Linked DNA regions of Homo sapiens: region 1 is linked to region 2. The links are chromatin contacts, found by Hi-C or POLR2A ChIA-PET in ENCODE. All regions are on one chromosome and are shown on one strand. The core of a region is the stretch at or near the end of the contact, and the rest is flanking DNA. Distances in the headings are between cores, read along the strand shown. Region 1 overlaps C3orf52 (chromosome 3 open reading frame 52). Region 2 holds the start of ZBTB20-AS5 (ZBTB20 antisense RNA 5).

What was found. Hi-C counts contacts between places; a loop is a spot of excess contacts on that map. ChIA-PET counts read pairs that join two places held with the same protein, here RNA polymerase II (POLR2A). Pooled maps may share reads with other maps.
Region 1: a map with no recorded cell type shows a loop between it and region 2 (5-fold over the local background). The contact joins the enhancer-like site here to the promoter of ZBTB20-AS5 in region 2. A Hi-C loop is called at or near these places in 4 of 37 single-sample maps with no recorded cell type and 1 of 50 pooled maps. POLR2A ChIA-PET finds 5 or more read pairs at or near these places in 1 of 52 experiments (OCI-LY7).

What each region holds. Positions count from the first base shown.
Region 1 is chr3:112,113,459-112,119,565 of GRCh38, forward strand. It overlaps C3orf52 (chromosome 3 open reading frame 52), which reads left to right. Exons shown (of 6, transcript NM_024616.3): 6 at 3,184-4,752. The coding sequence ends at 3,188. Among named protein-coding and RNA genes, the nearest start is that of MIR567, 3.7 kb to the left of the region's middle. RefSeq lists enhancers at 1,378-1,637, 1,658-1,737, 1,748-1,797, 2,028-2,117, 2,674-2,733. Within about 2 kb of position 4,858, at least 5 of the 41 ENCODE cell types and tissues checked have a DNase peak (open chromatin) inside an H3K27ac peak, as active enhancers do; they include OCI-LY7, where a contact is called at or near this core.
Region 2 is chr3:114,449,311-114,455,401 of GRCh38, forward strand. ZBTB20-AS5 (ZBTB20 antisense RNA 5) reads left to right here and starts at 4,283. Exons shown (of 3, transcript NR_121661.1): 1 at 4,283-4,330. All of the region lies in intron 7 of ZBTB20 (zinc finger and BTB domain containing 20), which reads right to left. RefSeq lists an enhancer at 411-560.

The sequences.
Region 1 (6,107 bases), core at 3,608-6,107, 2.3 Mb before region 2:
ATCCTACTTTACAACATGATTAGCAACCTTTATGGAGATACTGTGGTTTCACAAGAGAAGTAAGAATTGAAGAATTGGAAATAAATGATACAGCTAAATTGCTGAAAGAGTATCTCAATATGGGGAACCTATTTCTTTTTCTGTTGAAGGCCACTGAGACCATTAAGAAATTAATAGAGGGGTATACAAAGACAAGTTTATTCCTTTCCTTAGAAAATTATGACAAATTTACTTGTCAACTTTTAAAATTAAGAACAGAACAAGGAAATAGATATGTTCTTTAATAAATGTAACAAACACCCCATTTATCAGAATCTGAGAACTTTTGACACTCAGAACAAAACCTGACAGAAAGGAAGGTCAGAAGGCCAAATGGCTTCAAGCCCTCAAAATATCCTTCCATTGCTTTGTAGTGAAGCTCTGGCCTTTGCTGCTGATCTCACTTTCTGATACCTCGCTCGGAGGCTTGTTTGCTCTTATTTAGCCCCTAATGCCAACAATCTTGAATATTTTATGTTCTCATCCACAGTCCATCAGAATCACTTTCTCCACATGAGTAGGTTCTCAGTAAATACTAGTTGAATGAATGAAAGGCAAATTAGAAGTAGTTGTGGTTGGCAGCAGGTGCATTAACGGTCTAGAATCAGAAGCATGGAACAGGGGGTTAAAAGCACAAGTGTTAGTGCATAGTACAAGACAAGGTGTTTATTATGATGATGACACTGTTTCTTGAGGATGAGAGGCAAGAGTAATGTTGGCCTAAGAAGGCAGAACGTTATGTAAAACAGTTCTTAAGAATGCCATTCAGAAGGCCAAATTTTAGCTCACTGGAAGTCTCATAAATGGAGATCTTCCTCACAGAGCATCCTGAATAAAGTGTGTCTGTGGGTCAGGCAGACACTATATGTGTGTGGAGTGAAGAGATTGTGCCCCAGTTACAGGAATTAAAAAAAAAAAAAAAAAAGCCAGGCGCGGTGGCTCACGCTTGTAATCCCAGCACTTTGGGAGGCCGAGGCAGTTGGATCACCTGAGGTCAGGAGTTCGAGACAAGCCTGGCCAACATGGTGAAACCCCATCTCTACTAAAAATACAAAAATTAGCCGGGCATGGTGGCAGGTGCTTATAATCCCAGCTACTCGGGAGACTGAGGCAGGAGAATCACTTGAACCTGGGAGGCAGAGGTTGCGGTGAGCCGAGATCGCATCATTGCACTCCAGCCTGGGTGACAAGAGTGAAACTCCATTTCAAAAGAAAAAAAAACCCAGAAACCTTCAGCCTCCTCCCATGTGAAGAGGCCTGCGATGCCTGTGGGGGCTGCTGCTGTGGTGTGGTTGGTCTTGATTTTCTTAGGCCCCTTGCAAAAATTGTTACTGGCTCTTTCCAAATGGAGGCCAGGGAGATGGGCAGAGGTCTGAGGAAAGGTTTAAGAGGCTTCCAAGGCTGAGAGGTTCAAATAGTACAGGATAAAGGGCAGGCTGCTTGTGAGACCTGAGGAGGGCTCCCAGAAGACCCTGAGCTTGGCCAAAGAGACTCAGCTGTTTCCCCAGGGCTTGGTGCTCCAGCAGGTGCTGGGAAGGCAGCTGTGAGTGGAACAAAGTCTCTGCTCTTCTGGAAATTGCATTCTTTCTCTCAGACATTTCTTCTGACGGGACATGCTGAGAAAATGTGGGGTTTTCTGTGACCCCATGTCCCACTTTCCAGAGCATGAATGTGCAATATTTGAGCCATTTTATGTTTTCAGAATGTGAGTGTCACTGCCCTCTCAAAGGGAAGGGTGCACAGAGAAGCAGTTGGGAAGTGAGGAAAGAAGAAGAGGGACTCATCGCAGGCATGCAGGCAGATGGGGGATGAGCTCAGAGGCAAACTCTAGAGAAAGGGAAAATGTGTCAGGGAGAGGCCCAGGGCCCTGGGAGGGACCAAGAGGGATGGAATGAGTTCTTACGCCAGTTTCTACGTGCTCATGAGCTGTGGGCTTGGGGGATTACCATCCCCGCCCTGTGATTACCCAGGCAACTAGTTTCCCACAATGGTAATGTTCTTAGTCTTCAAAGAGCAAAGATTCTTAAAATTGTTTGGTTTGTGTGCTCCTTAGAGAATTTGAAGACAGCTGTGTACCTTCTCCCCAGGAAAAAAAAATGTACCTACTTCTCCCCACAACACAAAATTGTACAGACAATTTCAGGGATTCCGAGTATTTCCCTGAGGCCAGCCTATGGTCCATTTGGGGTTTGTATATGTGCGCTTTAGAAGCAGAATCCAAAATTAGATTGTAATTTAGATTCCTGAGGGGTTTTGTGTGTGTTTGCTTCTCATTCTCTAATTTGGAAATACGGCGATTATTTTGACCTGACTGCATGCATATTTGGATGCCTTATAAAAATAAAAACTTAAAATATAATGATAAAGGAATTTTTTAAGTCCATCATCCCTCACCCTTCCCTATCTTTGGTCTTCTTCACCTCCTAGATGAGTGGGGCCCTGGGCTAGGAGGGGGAAGTCTGTTTTACAAAGGTCGAAGAATAGGTCAGCATCATGAGTTATTTTGGACACAGAGGAGGTACTTGGTACTGTTCTCACATGGGAAGGAGTCAGCTAGTAGACTGAGTAGGGAAAAAGGGCAAAACCAGGATTTTTGTGAGAGAGAAGAGGAAAAAGCCCCAGGTAGGGAGAATAGTGAATCTTGTCAGTCCTGTCAGTGGTGGCGAGGCTGGACTCCTGGTCTGTAGACCCCGGCGGGCTCCCCCTGTGTTGTGTCTGCTTGGGGCTTTGCATCTGCACCTGCTGTGCCCTAGGGTTCACACCATTTCTCTCATCAGAATTTCTCACAGTATATTTTACACGTTTTAAAAACGGAAATTTTAGAGTTTATGGTTAGATTATGAAAAGGGACTGGATGTTAAAATGTCCTTAGCACCCAAAAACCACATCATCAAAATTATTTCTCATGCATCCTACCCAAACAAATAAGCAAGAAACAATAAATGTCATTTGCCTTTTGAAATGTATTCAGAGCGGTGTGTGTGTGTTGGACTGAAGACTAAATTTCCTCTGTTAGGAATGTATAAACCTTGCAATTTTATCTAAGATTTTACACTAAAATTCAATGAAATGAAATGAAAACGTAAGCATTTAATAGTGGTTTTAAAAATCAGTAACTTTTGTTCATCTGTGTTTTCTTTTTAGAATGAAGTGATGGAGGCTGGTCTCTGTCTGAAAGCAGTGCTCTACCAAGTCCTGGAGATGAAGGGAATTCACTCTGTTTTGCAGAAAAGATTCTGTGGATTAATACAGAAGCACCAGCAACACCAGAGGGGTGGAGACTCCTTTCTCTCCCGATTCTACAGTCTGGCTCTAAGCCCAGTAAAACAGCTCCCGAGCACTGCTTCAGCTGGGTCCAGTCTTGACAAAGGCAGGAAGCCAGCTAGGGTGGGGGCGATAGGGTCAGCGGGTATGTCCCACTGTTGGAGGTCACTGGTATTCTGTTTGTTTTTGTTTTGTTTCGTTTTGTTTTTTGAGACAGGGTCTCGTTCTGTCGCTTAGCTGGAGTGCGGTGGCGTGATCATGGCACTGCTATTCTTGAAGCACTCCACCCACCTGGGCTACTTTTTCTTTAGTGCAGAGGTGCACTGTCTTCTTTTAGGTGGGATCGCGTAAGCATGAGCTGGTAGAGCACGGAGAGGCAGGCAGCCAGGTTACGAAGACTAAGCCAATTATTCACTGAAGTCATCCTCCTCCCCCCCACCATTCGATTTGATCTACCTCTAAGCCAGGCTGTGAAGAAAAGGAAGGCACTTTAGAAGACCTCAGCAGTGTGGTTCTGTGTCTACTTCCATGACCTGTACCTGAGTATCTTAGCCAGCCAGCCTTAGGAACACCACCAAGGTTACTTTGAAATCTATGTATATAGCTAGTTACAGACGGGAGCTATGTGTTTCTTCATTATTTTGCAGCTCCTCGTTGTTCCTGTGATTCCTGAACACCTTTTTGGAAATATGGGTCTCTGTGAGTTTTGAGCACACTACTATCACTTTGGATAGTCACTCCATTTATATTTTTATAAACTTCCATTAGAGAATCATTAAGGCTGTTTAATATCTGCTCTGGATATTACGCATTGGCTTTTTGTTGCCTAGTGCTACAAACCTTCCTGTGGGACTCAGTGTCTTCAGGCAATGATTGTGTATCCTGTTACAGATGGTTGTGATACAAGAAGAACCACTCTTCTTTGAAAATAAACTCTTGGAAGCTTTTGCCAGCTATTTGGGGGGTAGGAGGAATATTAGCAACTGTATTGGTTGTCTACAGATACAGAATTGCCTGTTGTGAGGGAACTGATTGTTTTGTTGGGAAAAGAAATTTACCAGGAGAAAGAGTTTTGTGCTGTATTGTGAGAGATCTCGCCTCTCAGTTAAATGAGCCCTGGGTTAAAGTCAGTGTGAAGGGCAGCTGTGTGCGGGCACGAGCCAGAGTGTCTGCCTCAGACTAGATTTGACTTGAGTTCTTTATGACCCAGGACTCTGGATAATGTGAATTTGCTTTCCTATTTAACTAGAAGATACATGTACTATAGATCATTGTCTCATTTTAGTGATTGTTCCTTAAACTAGTGAAACTAGTGGATTTCTCTTCTTCCTCTTTATTTTCTGCATGTTAAATGTGAACCTTAGTGTATTTGTATTTTGTAGAAAATAATGAAAAATTTTAATGGAGAATGATTTAAAAACATTTACAATACATTATTTTTGCATCTGTGTTGTTGCATTCCCATTGGCTGAGCTTTGGGCTGGGTTTTTGTTTGTTTGTTTTTTGCAGTAAATGGTGTTGAGCATAATTTTTTTCATTTCCCTTAGGGCAGCTTCCTCTTCTGGGTGAATAAGATCAAGCCAAGTTTGGCTGGGGCGGCCTGGGTTCTCCCCTCTGTTCCAGCAAGAGCAGGCAGAGGCCATCCCCTCCTCTTTCTCTGAGGCCCTCTCTGGCAGGACTTGGTATCTGAAAGGGCTTGGACTTGAAGGAACAGCCTGTTCATGTCTGGAGGCAGGATTTGGTTTTGTTCTTCCCTTCTTGTTCAGAAAGCACCAAGATGCAAGTACCTTGTCTTGGGTTTTGACCATTTGCAAGTCATAGAGAGGACTTTCCATAGATTTGACTTTTCTGCCCAAATGGTATGGGAAAAAACTAACCTTTGTGACTAACATATTTGGTGGTGTTTGAAAAAAAACGGCCCTTACAAATGCACTGTTCTGCTATAGGAGATAAATCTACTGGTCATCACACAACATCATGATGAGCATAATGCCTGGTACATAGTGAGGTTTTAATAATTGAAGGATTTGAGAAGAAAACTGCTCTTCTCTGGATGTCACTTAGATATGGATAGAATGGCAACAGCCATATCAGCAGAACCTGCTCCTGTTCCTCTGCCAACAAAAATTCCAGCCATGTGTCTGATTCTTTTTTGCCTTTCAATTTAATTTAGTTCTACAGATTTGAAAAAATGATGTGTTTTATGGAAGGCTATGGGGATACTAGTGGAGAAGACAACAATAAGAAAAGAAGCTGTTAGTCTTATTAAGGAGTCAGGATCAGTACAGATGAAACAGGAAACAGCAGAAAAAAATACCCAGGGGTCAAAAACAAAGGCAGTCTGGGCGCGGTGGCTCAAGCCTGTAATCCCAGCACTTTGGGAGGCCGAGGCAGGCAGATCACCTGAGGTTAGGAGCTCGAGACCAGCCTGACAAACATGGTGAAACCCCATCTCTACTAAAAATTAGCCAGGCGTGGTGGCAGGCGCCTGTAATCCCAGCTACTCAGGAGGCTGAGGCAAGAGAATCGCTTGAACCTAGGAGGCAGAGGTTGCAGTGAGCTGAGATCACGCCATTGCACTCCAGCCTGGGTGACAAGAGTGAAACTCCATAACAAACAAACAAACAAACAAACAAACAGAAACAGTAGGGTTGCGGGTGGTCAGAGAAAAGAGTGGTCAGTATAATCAGAGGACGTTTTTTTGTAGGAAGTAGGACTGAAGCCGAATCCTGAAGCACTGGTGGGATTTGAATAAGAAGATTTGCCTTCCTTTACACATGTTCGTGTCTTCTTAGGATGAGGTA
Region 2 (6,091 bases), core at 3,033-5,532:
AATTTGTTTGGTTAGTTATAAAAGCCTGAAAAACAAGATTATCTCCACCATAACTATAACAAAACAGCTAATGAGTAAGTACATTCTGGTAAGAATCGATAAGAATGGCAAAGCCTGAGAGGGTCATCGCAGACTTGAGAAAGGTAACCAAGTGAGGAAACATCAAACAGAGTTAAAGCATTCTGAAAAACGGAAAGTGTTAATAATCACTGACAGGAAAGAATATTCTTCGATAGCGATGACAACAACAAAACAAAACAAAACAAAACAACTAAAACAACTGGAAATACATATCTCCAGAGGCAAACTATGACTACTTATTAAGCAAGAGGAGAACCTGCTTCTTTGTCATTCCCTTTGGAAGCCTAGCTTTAAAAAAAAAAAAAAAAAAAGGTTGCACAAAAGATACATGTGTTCCTTTTCTGGTATTATTACAGGCCCACCTAGATTTAGCTTTCGATTCCAGATGAGATCAGGCATGTTCAGACTAGCACATCTTTGCTCTGTAAGCACAGAGCTGCTATCATTTCACTGGCAAATTCTCGTATCCCCAAATTTATGCACAATAGATACCCTTTAAAATCTGCAAATTTTCTATTTCAGTGAAATAACTGATTGAGTTAATTTTTTTTCTTAATTTACGCTGCTCGTATTAAGCTGAAAAGTTAAGGCAGGCAACTCCTATAAAAAAGGAAAGTTGAACAGTACTTACCCTAAGTGTAATGTGCAAGCCTTAATGGGGCAATTTACTTTTGCTCTATGATATTTAGAAAGGTGTCCAGGTCTAAACTCAGCTCTCGCCTTTTTCCCTTCTGGAAAACTGAGTAGACTCACAGAAGGTGCCTCTGCGAAAGATCATACAAATCAACAGCCTTACCTGTGGCCATTCAGAAGACTGCACTTTGGTGTGTGTTTAAAACTATGAATAAAGTCAGATACAGCGCATGCTCAGCAGGCAATTTAAAAATATTTATAACATTGTTGTTTCAAAAACAAATTTCCTCAAACAAAGCAAAACTCAAATTTTTTTATCCATGCCAAGTTTAACGTTCTGAGACAAAGCTGTTTTGGAGTTTTCCGCTGAAGGAAAAAAGGCTTTTAAAATTTTTTGTTGAACGAAAAATAGTTCTCTCTTCCCTTTTGGGTACGCTTAAAGGGGTGGAATAAATTTTTCTCCAAGTTTCAACAAAATTCACCTCTGGCTATGATAAGGCATTACAAATTTAAGGTCTGTAAAAAATAATTTTAGAGAAACTAACAAGAAACTAAAAACTATGGGTTTAAAGAATGTAATGGTCATCTGAACTTTCAAGGCAGTCTTGCATGTAACTATACAAAAATTATATCCTGATACAAACAGGATATATTATATGTAGATAAGAATAATGTGTATACAACCATATGCATACCTAGAGAAGTTTTATTTTTCTTTTGCTAACTAAAATCAGAACTCTCTAAAGCCGAAAAAGAAATACAACAAAAATTTAGGAGAAACCCAGTAATAACATCGGCACAATTCATCTGTTTTTCATAGCAAGCGTGGAAAAGAAGGCAATCATACCAATTGATTAAATTTTGAGATATATAAAATAAAAATTTGATAAAAGAAGGTTTTTAAAGTATGAATTGCAGTAGAAATGCCTGTTTCGTTCCTGGTTGAAAATTTCTTTCTCTTCCTTGAATATCCCTAAGCATTCCATTTTACCATCTATCACCAAACCCTGAACAGCTCACAGATCTCACAGATCTTATTTAAATCTCTTACTTAATTCTTAAGTCTCTGAATGAATTTCAGCTCCTGCTCTACTTTCCAAGGGTGCTCAGCTGGCCTCACAAAAGCTCCACAGACACATCGTTCACTATCTCTGATGCTTTCAAGCTTAACAGAGGATGCCAAAAAAAAAAAAAAAATCAACGATTAAAAAAAGTTTATTAAAGTGAAACTAGGAGTGCAAATTTGAAGAAGTTGCTTCTACTTTTATTTCTCTCTCAACTCAGCACAGGTGTTTCCTAACTTATACTGCTGTGCATGCTGATGAAGGGGAGGGTTAAATTAAGGTGAGGGAGTGGGCCAAGGGCAGACCAACAAGCATATAGGATCTCCAGCCTCATGTGTTAATGGATGTGTTTAAAAATGGACCCCCCAAAAAGCCTAGAATGAGGTTTCTTTTTGGCAAATAATTAAACCAGTATACTGAAATAATTAAAGCTTTGTCTTTAAATAAAGCATCAGATCAACAGAACAAAAACAAAGATAAAAATTGCACACACATATGCATGTGCGCACACACGCTATGACACACACAGATACGCAAAACTAGTGGGTGAGGGGAGAAGGAAATTAAATAAAAGAAAACAAACAGAGTCCTAACAGGCCATTCTCCGAAAAGGAATCTAAATAAAAAGTCATATGATATCTGATAGTGCAGGACACGTCGCCAAGAACTGGAGCGGATTGCCTACAGGAAGAAAGGGCCAGTGTATTCCAGCTCAAAGAGCTTTTCTTTCCTCCTCCTCTATTTTTTTTCCCTTTTCTCCTCGACTGTGAATGTGTCACTCTCAGGTCAGATCCACGAAGAATCCCAGAATGACAGCTATCACCTGTCACTGTACTCTTGGCGGCACAACTAGCTGATAGGAGCTGCCTGAGTTGGGATCAAGAAGAGCTAGTGCAGCTTTCAGTAACAGCCTGTTATCCCAGTCCCTCTGCCCCTTTCAAAGATCCCCTTGGTCACATCAAAAACAGACCAAAAAGAAAAAGAAAAAAGAAAAAAAAGGGGGGGTACCAAATGAAAAATTAAAAATGCAGGGACAACAGCCCACAGCAACAAAAGAATTCAGGGAGAAAAAATAGAACACAAGCAAAAAGGAAAAAAGCAAAACCAAAACAACTCTTGTCTTCAATATAAAACTTTTTAAAGACTGAGTTTCTCTTATTTGGATGACATTCTTTTTAAAAGTATTTTTCTCCTTAAGCACTATTAAAAGCATTAAAAAATTCTACAAAAATACAGAAAAGTCTGAAAGCAATTCAAGAATATTCCTAAAGAAAACATGTAAGTGTAAGAAGTGAGTTACCCTGGAAAATTCTGGATTTGCCAAAAGTTCCCCTACTTCTAATATCTTTCAGTGAGTTCAAGTGCTAACACTGGCCACCTAGTACTTGTTTTTTATCTGAGGATCATTACTGAGGCAACACATACATAGTAAGGTTTCCCGAAAAGACTCCTTGTTATCAAGTTACTTCAAACATAAGGCACTCACACCTCCCAGCCAGGAGGGTTTTTTGATGAGCATCACACTCTGCCCTGATATGTATTACACCCTTAAGAAGCAGTTACATAAATGCATTCTATAATTATGGAAAATGTATATATCTATATTTTCCCCTACATTTTCCCTCCCCAGGGATATGAATAGATTTTATTTTCAGTTAATAGAAAAAAAAAGAAAAGAGTTTCTGATTCTTGAAACAACTGTTGTAGCTGTTTTCTACTTAGCAAAACAGTTATCTGTAGTTAGGAATGGTACATAATATATATTTAAGGATTTTTGTAGAGCTTGAGAATTGTTCCCCTTGTTTAGTTTCGTGTCTATAATGTACCTTAAAAAGATTTCTAAGTGACAATCAACATATAAATGCATTAAGAGGAGAACTTTAAGAAAGAAAACATTATCTTGGGTTTACAAATCCAGGATATTAGCATAAAGATATAAATGTACAGCATATATAAAAGATAAAATTGTTTACTACATTTTACACATACAGCTCACATCTGATTTCTTTTTGCTTTTGTTGGAGCATTAATTTGAAAATGATAAGCATTCTGAAATGTTTGCTACAACACAAATTCATGGTAAAAATATACATGCATAGGCAAAAATTGAAATGGAGAACACAAAGCTACGTGGCAATCAGAATCGTTGACAAAATCTCCATCTAGACTATATTTTGCATGAACTAGTGTATCATAGAAGGGGCAAGAAATCTCTCTGGGGGTTTTGTCATTTACATAATTAGAAACAAAAATAAAATACAAATATCTGCTCCCTTACTACCTTTTCTTAATAACTGACAAGTGACACAAGTGGTACCTTTTAAACAGATGGATGCAAAAACTTGTGAGATCGAATGAACTGATGTACCCCATTGGTATTTTGGGAACCCAAATTCCATAATTAACTTTTTACCCAAGTGGCAAAAGTAGAAGATGTTCTAGTCACCAAATTGATTATTTGATGGACTTTTGTTCTTTCTTCCACAAGATTTTGGCGACCCAGAAAGGGTAAAGACATGATAAGAGAAGATGCATCCTGAACAACTTTTATTGTGAGTAGAAAAAAAATAGCATAAAGTGAGCATAAGAACAGTTGGATTTGGAAAGATTAAAAGAGGAGAAAAGAGCAACATATGCAACTTAACTAGTCTTTTTCTTTTTAATTTTTTCATGTACATATATGTATATATTGGGATGATGGGGAGAAAAGATAACTGGATTTCTTTTGAATGTCTTTGTGTCTTTATAGAGTGAATGTTCTGTTCCTGTCTCTTTCTTTTTAGGCGAAAAACTAATAAAAATAGAAAAACATATATCAGACATTAAGCTCACTCCCCCCCCCCCCACCCTTCCCTTTGTAAAGAACTCTTTGTTCTCTAGTGAAAATGCTGAAAAATCCCCGGGCAGCTACTCCCTGAAACAAGTGCAAAACACTTAGAGGCTTTTGGGCTGGCTGGGAGCCAGAAACCCTCCCGCTGTCTGGTTAGAAGAGGAAAAAAAGAAGAGAGAGGGAGAGGGAGAGAGGGGAAGAGGGATGGGGGGCAGAGAGAGAGGAAGAGAGAGAGGAAGAGAGAGGAAAAGAGAAGGGAGAGAGAGAGAGAGAGAGAGAGAGAGAGAGAGAGAAATTGGAGCTTCCTTTAATAGACATAGGAAGCAGCGTTTTTTTCTTTCTTTTTTTTCAAAACTGGCGGTCAAGCGTTAAGTAACTCCCGTCTAAATCCACCTGCTAGAAATGAACTTGGGTAACCCCCCAGGGGTGCACAAAGACAGGGAAGACAGTAACATACTCCATACTCTTTCCCACCCCCCGTTGTACTGCTTCCATTCTTTCTGCTCTCATACACAAATGCCCACAGCTTCTCACGCCGCCCCTCTTACCCCCCAACAACAAACACAGCAAAATACATGCTCCCTCGGTCTCCTAAAAAAAAAAAAAGGCTTTTCCATCTCGGTTGCGACACAGTGATAAGGGGTAGCGAACATCTCATACCTGGTGTGAATGCTAATCAGTCAGGAGTTCTCCTTTTCCCAAGACAGGGAACTGTTTCCTTCCAAATTTATTAGAACCTCCTCCACTGCCTCTTTGAAAAACCTTCTTTGTCACCCTCTCCCAAGTCCCGATACTTCTTTAAAAAAAAAATGGCTTCGGAGCTCCTTCTATTCTTGATATTGATTCTCTCTCTCTCCCCCCACCCCTCCTCCTCTCTCCTGTCTGTGTCTCTTCTGAGTGGTCTATTGATAAGTCCCTGGAGGCACTGGGTCAGCCTGCCCGTAGGAAACCAGACACAATGCACAAATCTCCGAGTGCCATTCTGCCATCAGCAAGCAGACCACGTTTAGGAGAGAGAGAGAGGAAAAAAAAACAGTAGAGCAAGAGACAGAGAGAGAGAGAGAGAGAGAGAGACACCAACCGAGGGAGGGAGAGAGAGACTGAGAGAGAGGAAGAGAGAGGGGGAAGAGAGAGAGGGGGGGGAGAGAGAGAGAGAGAGGGAGAGAGAGGAGAGACGGAGAGAGAGAGTGTGTGAGAAAAAGACTGATTGGAACAGGAGGGAGAGAGAGAGAAAAGGAGAAGGAGAGAGAGCGCGAGAGGGAGAGCGGCACTGCCAGTCAGGTTAATCATCCCTACTTTAATTAGCTGTTCGGCTTAGACATAAAACAATTGAATTTGAATGATCTGTCAGCAGGCTCGGCTGAACCAAAGGGGAAAAGCGAATATTACAAAAAGACTGTTGGTGTGTTCTGATAAGCAATACTGCTCGTACTGACAAATCCTCAAAGGGGGAACTATTAAAACTTACAACTAAACAAAAAGT